3 separate regions of the Homo sapiens genome follow, and regions 2 and 3 are each linked to region 1. Evidence: chromatin contacts called from ENCODE Hi-C or POLR2A ChIA-PET data. All regions are on one chromosome and are shown on one strand. The core of a region is the stretch at or near the end of the contact, and the rest is flanking DNA. Distances in the headings are between cores, read along the strand shown.

The links. A loop is a pair of places that touch in the nucleus more often than their neighbours do. ChIA-PET counts read pairs that join two places held with the same protein, here RNA polymerase II (POLR2A). Pooled maps may share reads with other maps.
Region 2: a loop to region 1 is called in a pooled map, with 2.5 times the contacts of the local background. The contact joins two enhancer-like sites. A Hi-C loop is called at or near these places in 1 of 168 maps with a recorded cell type or tissue (K562) and 3 of 50 pooled maps. POLR2A ChIA-PET finds 5 or more read pairs at or near these places in 5 of 52 experiments (A549, AG04450, GM10248 and 2 more).
Region 3: a pooled map shows a loop between it and region 1 (2.7-fold over the local background). The contact joins two enhancer-like sites. A Hi-C loop is called at or near these places in 1 of 50 pooled maps. POLR2A ChIA-PET finds 5 or more read pairs at or near these places in 7 of 52 experiments (A673, CD4-positive, alpha-beta memory T cell, GM12878 and 4 more).

What each region holds. Positions count from the first base shown.
Region 1 is chr2:26,067,272-26,071,136 of GRCh38, reverse strand. The region is part of intron 1 of RAB10 (RAB10, member RAS oncogene family); the gene reads right to left. LOC105374333 (a long non-coding RNA gene) reads right to left here. Exons shown (of 2, transcript XR_939851.3): 1 at 1-3,865. Among named protein-coding and RNA genes, the nearest start is that of RAB10, 35 kb to the right of the region's middle. RefSeq lists an enhancer at 2,390-2,439. Within about 2 kb of position 2,361, at least 14 of the 41 ENCODE cell types and tissues checked have a DNase peak (open chromatin) inside an H3K27ac peak, as active enhancers do; they include PC-9, where a contact is called at or near this core.
Region 2 is chr2:26,142,192-26,145,713 of GRCh38, reverse strand. No RefSeq gene overlaps it. Among named protein-coding and RNA genes, the nearest start is that of GAREM2, 29 kb to the left of the region's middle. Within about 2 kb of position 1,498, at least 4 of the 41 ENCODE cell types and tissues checked have a DNase peak (open chromatin) inside an H3K27ac peak, as active enhancers do; they include PC-9, where a contact is called at or near this core.
Region 3 is chr2:26,183,851-26,187,572 of GRCh38, reverse strand. It overlaps GAREM2 (GRB2 associated regulator of MAPK1 subtype 2), which reads right to left. Exons shown (of 6, transcript NM_001168241.2): 4 at 2,297-3,340; 5 at 1,215-1,384; 6 at 1-342. Among named protein-coding and RNA genes, the nearest start is that of GAREM2, 13 kb to the right of the region's middle. RefSeq lists a silencer at 2,532-2,771. Within about 2 kb of position 2,417, at least 11 of the 41 ENCODE cell types and tissues checked have a DNase peak (open chromatin) inside an H3K27ac peak, as active enhancers do.

The DNA of each region.
Region 1 (3,865 bases), core at 1,112-3,611:
CTCAAAGGTCAAGATTTAACAAAAATTAATTCTACTTCATCAAGGATATTCTTGAGGAAAATTATTTTAGTTTTCTCTTGTGAGTACATGGTGGTAAATACAATGACTACTAGTCCAGCTTGGTTCCATTGTCTTGATTCATGCTAAGGTCAGCAATTTTACATACCATTGCTTCTGTACCATCAGTACAAGCATCAACATAGTGAAAAAGGCAAATGTCTTAGAATTATTATGAAAAGTTTTGACCTTCTGGTCAAAAAAACTCCCTAGGTGGTGGTCAGTGGGGATCCACATGTTGAAAACCACTGAGAAACAATTACATTTGGTGAGAATTTACATGCCATACAATGGGATGCTTCTATTATGTATTCATTTGCTCCTTGCAATAATCTTAAAAGACATTTTTTAAACTGTAAGAAAATTTAGGTGGAACCAAAAGACAAATCCAAATGTTTCTATAATTACAAAGCTTTCCATCGCTATGTTTAAGATTTGGCTCTGATATATTTGTCATATTATCAAGGGCAGGTCATTAAACTCTGCTTCCTTACCTGTAAAATGATAATAGTTACCTACATAGCTTGCCCTCTTCATAATATTGTACAAGGTTCACAAGAAGGAAAACAGTACTCTAAAATTTTTCTTAAACTATTTTAAGTATGATGAAACGAACAAAACTCAATTCCGAGAATAAAAAAATCCTTGAGGTTCAAAAAGATAGTCACTTTAAGTGACTGTGAAAATGTACCTATGTTTTAAAACAGGTGAAAAACAGATAAAACCAGATTTAATACTACTTCACTGAAATCACACAACTACTTGATTTAATCTAGTCTTTTCCCACCATTTCCTTTTGAGCTCTCAAGCATATCTGCCTGTAGCAAGTTCTCATCTGCACACGTCCTAGAAAAGCCAAAAGCAAATTCTCTACTCTGAAAAACTGAGGCCAAGAAGGCCACATCCTGTGATAAAGCCAAGGACGCATAATTTCAAGTCCAAGGATCTCTAGAAGAATTCGTGTAGCTGCACATCCATTATAGCTCAATATAACACAATGCAGAGTGAATATAAATCTAAGACTGACACACACACACCTCCCCCAAACCAAGATTATTGTCAAAAGTATCGGAGGCCAGGTGCGATGGCTCACGCCTGTAATCCCAGCACTTTGGGAAGCCGGGGAGGGCAGATCACTTGAGGTCAGGAGCTCGAGAGCAGCCTGGCCAACCATGGCGAAACCTCATCTCTATTAAAAACACAAAAATTAGTGGGGCATGGTGGCACGTGCCTGTAGTCCCAGCTACTTGGGAGGCTGAGGCAGAAGAATCACTTAAACCTGAGAGGTGAAGGCTGCAGTGAGATGAGATCATGCCACTGCTCTCCAGCCGGGGCAACAGAGTGAGACCCCATCTCAAAAAAAAAAGTATCTGAGTAGTTGTTTTTCCTTTTTTCTTTTTTTTTGGGGGGTAGGGGGGCAGAGTCTCGCTCTGCCGCCCAGACTGGAGTGCAGTGGTGCGATCTGGGCTCACTGCAACCTCCACTTCCTGGGTTCAAGTGATTCTCCTGCCTCAGCCTCCCAAGTTGCTGGGATTACAGGCGCCCACCACCATGCCCAGCTAATTTTTGTATTTTTAGTAGAGACAGGGTTTCACCACATTGGCCAGGCTGGTCTCAAACTCCTGACCTTGTGATCCTCCCACAGTGCTGGGATTACAGGTGTGAGCCACCAAGCCCAGCCAGTTGAAGTTTTTTTAAATGCCCTTCTATTATCCTCAGGATATGTCTCAAAAAGTTTAAATTATAGAAAAAAATCTGTAAATCCCAAAGAACACTACAACTCAGCATTAATCCTAAAACTGTTGGGGTTATCTCTTTTACTAGTGGGAAACATGCAGTTTACTGTGCAACTAGCCAAAGGCCTGCTAATGCTGATGGGACCATTAGCCTCAACCATGGTTCTACTGCAGAAATGAAAACCACCTTACCAAAGCCAACTTTTTGGGCATTAAAATTTCAAAGCATCTCAATGCTGTTCAGAGGGCAAATAGGCTATATTAGACATTAAGAAAGAAATTATCAGTTGAAATTAAGAATATATATGTGAGAGATTACAGAAAAGCTTAAGACAAACTAGAAATTCTTAAATTCAAACTGCCACTAAAATGGAAGGCAGTGCATCAGTAGTTCCTGAGCTATGTGTACTGTATTCTCTCCCCCACGAAGAGATAATCTGCATGAAAACAATAAGTGAAACATTTTTGAAACAGCTCTTTCATCTGACTTCTACAGAAGAGGTAAAATGTGTCATCACTAAATTTGCTTAGCTGGTTTTAAGCCTTGCCCACAACGTCTGAGGAAATGACTCAGCAAGACTCAGCCCATATGTTAACCAGAGTTAAGCGATTAACACAATTAAAGTTAAGCACACATTTCTCAAACACGCCCAATTTACAGATAAAGAAAGAGGCTCAGAGTTTAAATGACTTGCTCAAGCTCACAAACCAAATTAACTATGATCAGAACTCTGTCTCTTGGCTCAGGATTGTCTGATGTATTTGGCACTAAAAAGATCACCTCAAAAAAAAAATTAAAGGCTCACTGTCACAGTCACTGACAGGTATTTTCACATATAATCGCTCATAATCCTTAAAGATTAAATAGTATACAGTAAGAGTTTAAACACATCTTTGATAAGTCTTTAATTAGAAAATTCCAACTCCAATCCATTTTCCACATTTTCTGGGCCAACCATCTTTTAAAAATTGAATCTAACCATGTCACATCCCTGCTCAAACCTTCCATGGAATTCGAATCCTTAGCATGGACTACCAGGCTCTGCACAATCTGGCTCAAACCCACGTCTTCAACATCTATTGCTTCTGCTAGCCTCACAAGTCACATTTGCAACACACATCATCTTTCAGTTCTTTGAACTCAAAAAGCTCCTTTACTAAGGACCTTTTTGTGCCCACTTCCTCTGCCTGGAATGATGTTCTTCTACCTAACTTCTAATCATATCTCATGTAGCAGTATAAATGTCATTTCCCCAGGACAGCATTCTCTAGGCCACCTGACCATCCTCTGAAATAGATTAATTAATAACCTGTTTATTCTCATTTTACTAACTAGAGAACTACTCTGGTTTGATGTTTCTGTTTACTTGATGAACATATATCAACCCCCCAGCAAATTCTGCTGCAAGTATGGTGACCATAAGTCTGTTTGACCTCAAGTCTTCATTTATGATTGGTGTTTCCAAACATCGTGTACAAATCTACTGTCTTAGACTTTACATTTTTAACAAAGTTGCATCAAAATAAGTATTGATGGTTTCACAGACATTGAATTGGTGTTTCTAACTTCTGACAAGGTCTTACACAGTAGTCATGTGAGATGTGCATTGTAAACAGCTATCACATTTTAACACATGATTAAATCTAACAAGATGACTAGTGGTAGTCTGCCTCTTTTCTTAACCCTTTACAAATTTGAAACAATTGACATTTTCCTTTTTAGGACACCAAGTCAATATCAAGTATGGTAACAGGCAGCTAACTCCCTCCTTCAGGTGTTGACAGTTGCTGGAAGGAGAATATTCAAGGCTGTTGCCCCCATCCATCATCTGTGCCATGGCCAGTTCCTCAGCCAACAAGAAGCCATCAAAATACTGTCAGTGAGATCAGTAGGAAACATGGAAAAAATATGTACATAGGAAATGTGTATGAGTGGTCCTTTCATAGAGTATGCAGATACAGTATAAACCCCTTTTGCTACAATGACCTTTTCATTGTTACACAGTGTATATCTACAACTAATCTATGTATTTTTAAATAAGCCCTTTAGATAGCAATGCACTCAAGTATAT
Region 2 (3,522 bases), core at 249-2,748, 75 kb before region 1:
CTTGGGATCCGTTATTTCCTTGCTCCATTTTTAGCCCATTGCCATATGCCTCAGTTGTCCATGGTAACTGGTACCTATAAATCCTGGAACTCTTGGGATCCCATCAGAGAAAATATACCCACTTCTTATCGACATCCCCCTTTGAAAACAATGAGGTTGTAACTTATGCTCCACGTCAGTTAGCTCTGTTTTCCATCTTCCATTTTTTAAAGACTAATATTTACATACATAAAAATTTTAATTCTCACTTGCTGATGTCTCTTGCTCCCTAATTTTTATCTTTGTAGGTTTATACTTTTAAAATTCCGTGTCTGCCATGCTGGTGGGGGTAGGGAGAGATCATTTAATTTTGTGTGGCTATATATTACCCTAAAATCTTGATGGGCTTTTGAGAAATCTCTCATGGCACACTGAAGAAATGCAGTTTCCAGCATTGGTCACACGGTGGCGGAGCGACCCTACGTTTAATTTATAGTTTCTCCATGCAAGCCCCACTGCCAACCCCACAAGAGTTGGGGTATTGGAGTCCTGGCTAATCCAGCAAGGTGGACTACAGAATTGTAGAATATTTCCATTGAACTGTTGGAGAGCTTTCGAGTCCATCTCCTTTAGAGACAAGGAAATGATTCACAGGAGTCAACTAATGTATCCAATACCCGGAAGTAGTAAGAATAAATTTGAACTTTAAATTTTTTTTTTTTTTTTTGAGGCGGAGTCTCACTCTGTTGCCTAGGCTGGAGTGCAGTGGTGTGATCTCGGCTCACTGCAACCTCCGCTTCCCAGGATCAAGTGATTCTCCTGCCTCAGCCTCCTGAGTAGCTGGGATTACAGGCATGCGTTCCCATGCCTGGCTAATTTTTGTATTTTTAGTAGAGACGGGGTTTCACCATGTTGGTCAGGCTGGTCTCAAACTCCTGACATTGTGATCCTCCCACCTCAGCTTCCCAAAGTGCTGAGATTACAGGCATGAGCCACCAGGCCCCGCCTTTTTTCTTTTTCTTTCTTTCTTTTTTTTTTTTTGAGACAGTCTTGCTCTGTTGCCCAGGCTGGAGTGCAGTGGCATGATCTCGGCTTACTAATACCTATCTCAGGTTCAAGTGATTCTCCTGCCTCAGCCTCCCAAGTAGCTGGGATTACAGGCACGTGCCACCACACCAGGCTAATTTTTATATTTTTAGTAGATGCAGGGTTTCACCATGTTGGCCAGGCTTGTCTCAAACTCCTGACCTCAAGTGATCCACCAGACTCGGCCTCCCAAGTGCTGGGATTACAGGCGTGAGCCACTGTGCCCAGACTAAAAGTTATAATTGAAGTTGCCTTTGAATCAAGATGGGACTGTGAATGTATGGAAGTGGGGGTGGGGAAAAGGAGGCCGCTGCATCCCCTGCTTGAATGTGATGGGAGAGGGAAGCTGAAGGAACGTCACCGGTTCACTCACTGCATGTTCTGAGCACCTGCTGCGTGGACAGCAATGCAATAAGATTTGTGAAAACACAAAAAGGACTAGAGTCCCTGCCCACCACTCGCTCACAATCCATTAAAGAGATAAGCCAGTTAACCACAAACAAGGAAGTAGGCAATAAATGCCCAACGGAAAAGCAGGCCAAATGTATTCTTCTCGGGATTTAGAAGAGAAAGGCAACTGCTCTGCTCAGAAGTGGGGAATATACCTGCTGGTGGGATTCGGGCTGGCCTTGGGAAAATAGCATAGGGCCACCTTTCTCAAATTGTAATTTGTGTGAGACTCCTCTGGGGCTTTTGTGTAATCATAGATGTGAATTGTGCAGAGCAGCTGCAGTTCTCAGAAGCTCCCAGGTGATTCCCATGCAGGTGATCTGAAGAACACACTTTGAGTAGCAAGGGTATGGGAACTGGTTCATGAACTTGGCTGCACATGGGAATCACATAGGAAGTTAAAAACGAACAAAAAGCCACTATCATCTCAGGAATTCTGGGGTGCAACCTTGGCATTAGTTTGTTTGCTTATTGTGTAAAGAAAGTGTCTCACTATACCCTCAGGCTGGTCTTGAACCCCTGGCCTCAAGCAGTCCTCCCATCTCGGCTTCCCAAAGTGCTGGGACTCCAGGCATGAACCACTGCACAGAGCCAGTGCTTGTATTTCTAAAAGCACTCCCCTAATGTGCAGTAAAGTTTGCACACCACTGGCATAGTAGATATTTGTCACTCTTTTTGCCCATCCAGTTACCTAAATCCCCCATCTTAGAGTCAGAGGCCACCTCCCACTATTGAAGCTGAAAACAAGAGATTCTCCCTTTTCCCCACTTCCCTGGCACCTGGGGCAGGGGCATGTATTTTGGGCTTCACCAACCAATAACCATCCAGACTGTGAACAAGAAGCCACTGAAACAAAGCAGAATCCATACAGTATCCATCCACCTTTGCAGGAGTTTTGGCACTGGCGGCAGCCAGTTTTCAGAGGCAGCAGGGACAATTCTTGGGGCGTGATGTCTGTGTTGATCAGCAGTGACTACAGGGCCTTAGCAGACCAATTCTTTTAAGTCTAATTTTGAGCACTGGTCTTGATGCACAATCTTTTTTGTTGTTGTTTTGGAGGGCACACCCGGATCTTGGTGCACAGCCTTTAAGACTGGTTCTATGGTCTTAGAGACTAGGAGCTACCCAGTATAACCGTAGACACACACGTTCACAGCCCTTTAGGGCTAAACTTATAATACATTTTTTTTTTTCGAGATGGGGGTCTCACTTTATCAACCAGGCTGGAGTGTGGAGTGGAGTGCAGTGGTGTAATCTTGGCTAACTATAGCCTCAACCTCCAGGACTCAACTGATCCTCCCACCTCAGTCTCCCAGGCAGCTGAGACCACAGATGCACACCACCATGCCTGGCTAATTTTTGTTATTTTTTGTAGAGACAGATTTTCGTCATGTTGCCCAGGCTGGTCTAGAACTATTGAGCTCAGGCAATCCACCCACCTCAGCCTCCCAAAGTGCTGAGATTACAGGCATGAGCCACCACGCCCAGCCCTTATAATACAAATTTTAAAACTTAATAAAACAAATGGGTAGATTAATAAATTGTTATAAGGCAAACCCCCTTGCAACCAATATCCATGTGAAAAGATTTTGCTATCCTAGGAACCCTCTGCTAAGAATATCCCTATCCTGGCCGGGCACAGTGGCTCCCGCCTGTAATCCCAGCACTTTGGGAGGCTGAGTGGGAGGCCGATTACCTGAGGTCAGGAGTTCGAGACCAGTCCGGGCAACATGGTGAAATGTCATCGCTGCTAAAAATATAAAAATTAGCCAGGCGTGGTGGTGGGTGCCTGTAATCCCAGCTACTGGGGAGGCTGAGGCATGAGAATCACTTGAAACTGGGAGGCAGAAGTTGCAGTGAGCCGAGATCATGCCATTGCACTCCAGCCTGGGTGACAGGGCGAGACTCTGTCTCAAAATAGTAATAATAATAATATCCCTATCCTGACTTCTAGGATAATGATTTTCTTAATTTACATTAGTATATTATGCTGTACTTTCCTAAACG
Region 3 (3,722 bases), core at 1,168-3,667, 120 kb before region 1:
GACAAGGCCGCTGAAGGGCCTGAGGGGTAGGCAGGCCCGGAAAAAGGGTTGAGAGCTCCAAACGGAGCAAAGCGCTTCTGGGGATGTGAGGGCTTGAATAGAGGAGGGCAGCTGTGGTAGGTCTTAACAGGGGTGTCAGCCCCCAGAAGGGAGGCGGCTCGACCGCTCAGAGGCTCTGTGAGGGCCCGGGAGGCCTGGCTGGGCTGTGTGGTTGAGGGTAGGGGACCGGGGGCTGGGCGGCTAGAGGACTCGCCCACCTTGCAGTCTCCCCAGGTGCATGGGTAGCAATAGAGGGAGTAGGTGTCCGGCGATGGGGAGCCACTGCCACTGCGGGAACCCGCCCTGTGGACAGAGACAGACACACACACATAGGACAGGTGAGGCTGAGAGGGAATCCGATAGGGTCACACATGCATTGCAACCAAGCACCACTATGACCTCAGCAACACGGGCCTGCACCCCAGCCCCAGCCCAAGACCCTCCGGAATGGCCGTGTTCTTCCTTCCAGCATCCCCCAGCCCAGGTCAGAAAACACAGGGGAAAAATGAAACGAAACTGAAATTAATAAAAATATTTTCTTTCAATTTTTTTTCTTTTGAGATGGTGTTCTCGCTCTGTTGCCCAGGCTGGAGTGCAGTGGTGCAATCTTGGCTCACTGCAACCTCCACCTCCCGGGTTCAAGCGATTCTCCTGCCTCAGCTTCCCGAGTAGCTGGGATTACAGGCATGTGCCGTAATGCCCGGCTAATTTTTGTATTTTAGAAGACATGGAGTTTCGCCATGTTAGCCAGGCTGGTCTTGAACTCCTGACCTCAAGTGATTCACCCAACTCGGCCTCCCAAAGTGCTGGGATTACCGGCATCAGCCACCGCACCTGGCCTGAACTTAATCAAAATTTCAAAACAGCAAGGAGCTCTCTTCTCTCTATCCTGCAGCAAAGTCCCCACCTTGAGGGGACCAGGGCAATGCTCCCATCCGTTCCTCAACATTTAAGAGAGAAAGAAGCTGAAGTGGGCAGAACAGGCCACTGGGCCCCAGGCCCCAAGACACCCAGACAGCAGTGCCAATCCCTGAGCCACTGCACAGGGAGCTGCACCCTCGGGAATCTCCCAGGCCTCAAGACTTCCTCTTCCTCAGCACTGTAGTTCCCCCTCCTCACCCTTCCCTGCCTTGATCTACCTTAGAACTCAGGACCAAGGGAAGGCAGGGACTCACCCATCCTGGAGGCCAGAGGAGTAGTAGGAGAGGCTGGAGCTGGGGGAATGTACCGGCTGCAGCTTGGGGAAGCGAGGGGGAACCGGGGGGCTGCTGGAGAGCCGGCCGCTGCCATTGCCACCCCGGGGAGGCACTGGAGGGGCATTGAGCAGGCGGCACTCCTCCTTCACCTACAAGCAGAGGGCGGTGACTCCACCTCGACTCCAAACAGCTGGCACTCCTTATCTTCCCCTTCCCAAGCAGCTGGGCGAGGGGGCTGTCTGGGCCTGACATTTGCCCCACTTTGCCAATAGGCTGCCTTGCACCCCAACTGCTCATCCAGTCAGCCAGCCACCCCACCCTTCCTAGCCTTCCCAGCCTATCTCACGCACCCACACCCTGTCCCACAGCCTCCTTCCTGTTCCTTGGAAATCCATCATGGATGTTAAGAAAAAGAACACAAAGGTAGATCAAAACAGGTTAAGCAGACGTGCTCCCTCCTCAAGGAAAAGGAGAGAAAGCAGAGGACAAAGGAAAGCCGAAGGGACAGAGGGAAGGAAGCGTCTGCCACCTGCATCCCTCCCTACAAGTCGTGTACCCCAAAGAGGACTCCATGGGATGCTGACGGGTGTTACGGGCAGGGAGAAAATGTTCTGATAAACAGGATTCCTTAGTGCAGGACTTCTCAGAGCCTTTAATCTACCAATGCTCTGTGACTCCAATATGAGGAGGGAAAAAGGGCTGGGAATCATTCACAGCATTTCTAAGCTTACTTCGCCAAGGAACCTTCTTTTCACGCAACAACTTAAAGGACCCCTGTTCTGTGGTACCTTCTGGGTAACAGTGCTTCGGGGCTCCTCTCAAATCCTCTGAGGCTGGGGACCTACACGCATCTCTGTCCCACAGCTCTCCCGCCACCGCCCGCCCCAGTGCCCCTTACTACAAATGCTTTTGCCTGGCATGCCTCTGCCCTTTCCTTCTCCCCTTCCCCACCCCGCCGAGGAAGACACCTCGTCTGCCACATACTCCGGGGCCGGGGCCCAGGAGAACGGGCTTTGGGCCCTGGCTGGACCCGGGACTCGGCCCCCAGCGCGCTCACTCACCGCCTCGGATTTGGGAGGGACTGGAGGCGGCGGCGCTTCCGGCTCCCGACGCGGCGGTCCCGCGGCCCCGAAGGAGATGAGATCGAGCCCTGGGGGCGGCCGGACGAGGCCCTCGGGCCCCTGGTGCGCCCACAACTCCTCGTAGGGGATCTCGGCGGGCGGCGCGGCGGGCTCGGGCGCGGCTGCCCAGTCGGGGCTCACGTACTCCTGGTCGCCCTCGCCGGCGGGAGCCGGCGCTAGCGGGCCGGGGGCGCGGGCGAGCCCGGGGGCGCGCGGCGCGGGCAGGCAGAGGCGCGCGCGGCGCGGGCTGGCGCAGTCTTCGGCGAGCTCCGCTGGCGCCTCGCGCACGGCCGTGGAGTACTCGTCGGGGTCGAAGCGCTCGCGGCAGTAGGAGGCGCTGTCGCGCACCAGGCGCTCGACGCGCGGGTCCCCGGCCAGCAGGCCCTGCGGCAGCGCGAAGCGCGGCGTGTCCGTGAGCAGCAGGAAGTGCAGCGGCGCCGGGCCCTCGCGGCGCAGCGCCAGCCCCAGCACCACCGTCTTGGAGATGATGCTAACCAGCTTGTAGCAATGACCCTCCCGCACCGGGTGCAGGTCGTAGGGGTTGCGCGGCGGCCGGCTGGGCACCAGCACGTTCACCGGCAGCCTCACGCGCTCGATGATGGCGCGCACCGTGTGCTCGCCCTCTTGCATCTGCAGCTCCAGCGGGCTGCGAGTGCTGAAGCGGCCCTGGCACTGAAAGGGCAGGCTCAGGCTTTCGTTGGTGCGGTGGTTCATGCAGATGAGGCAGGGCATCTTGCCTTTGACCGGCCTGGCGCCCCCGCCGCCAGTGCCTCCCGCGGCCCCCGCGCTCGCTGGGCCGCCGCCGCCCACCCCGGCCAGCGCCCCGGCCCGGCCCAGCTTTCGCAGGAGGGTGGTGAAGCGCGAGCGCTCCTTGGTGGTCTTGGCGCACAGGATCTCCGCCTGGCCCATAAGAGTGAGCTCGTCGCCCGCATGCAGCGTGAAGTTGTACACCTCGCTGTCCTCGCTGAACTCGCCCGACACCACCTGGGGATCCCAGAGACAGGGCAGGGCCTTAGCCAGGTCCCAGGGAAAGCCACACGGCCAGCTCCCAGAGACTGGAAAGGGAAAACAGCCTTCCTCTTCCGCCCTCCCGGGGCTCGGACTAGATGGTAGGCCAGGAGATCCACGTTCATCCTGGAGAGACCACTAGCAGCTGTGCCACCTTAAATGAGTTGCCCCTCCACGCCTTAGCGACCATATCTGATAACTCTTACTTCGAAGAACTGCTGTAGGATTAAAAAGACTGTGCAGTGACATATTTTTCTTTTCTTCCCCACTACTTGGATCAGCAACATATTTTAAAGTATGCAGTAAATGGCGACTTTTATCATCATTGTCTTTACCATTTGGGCGATCATAATGCCCT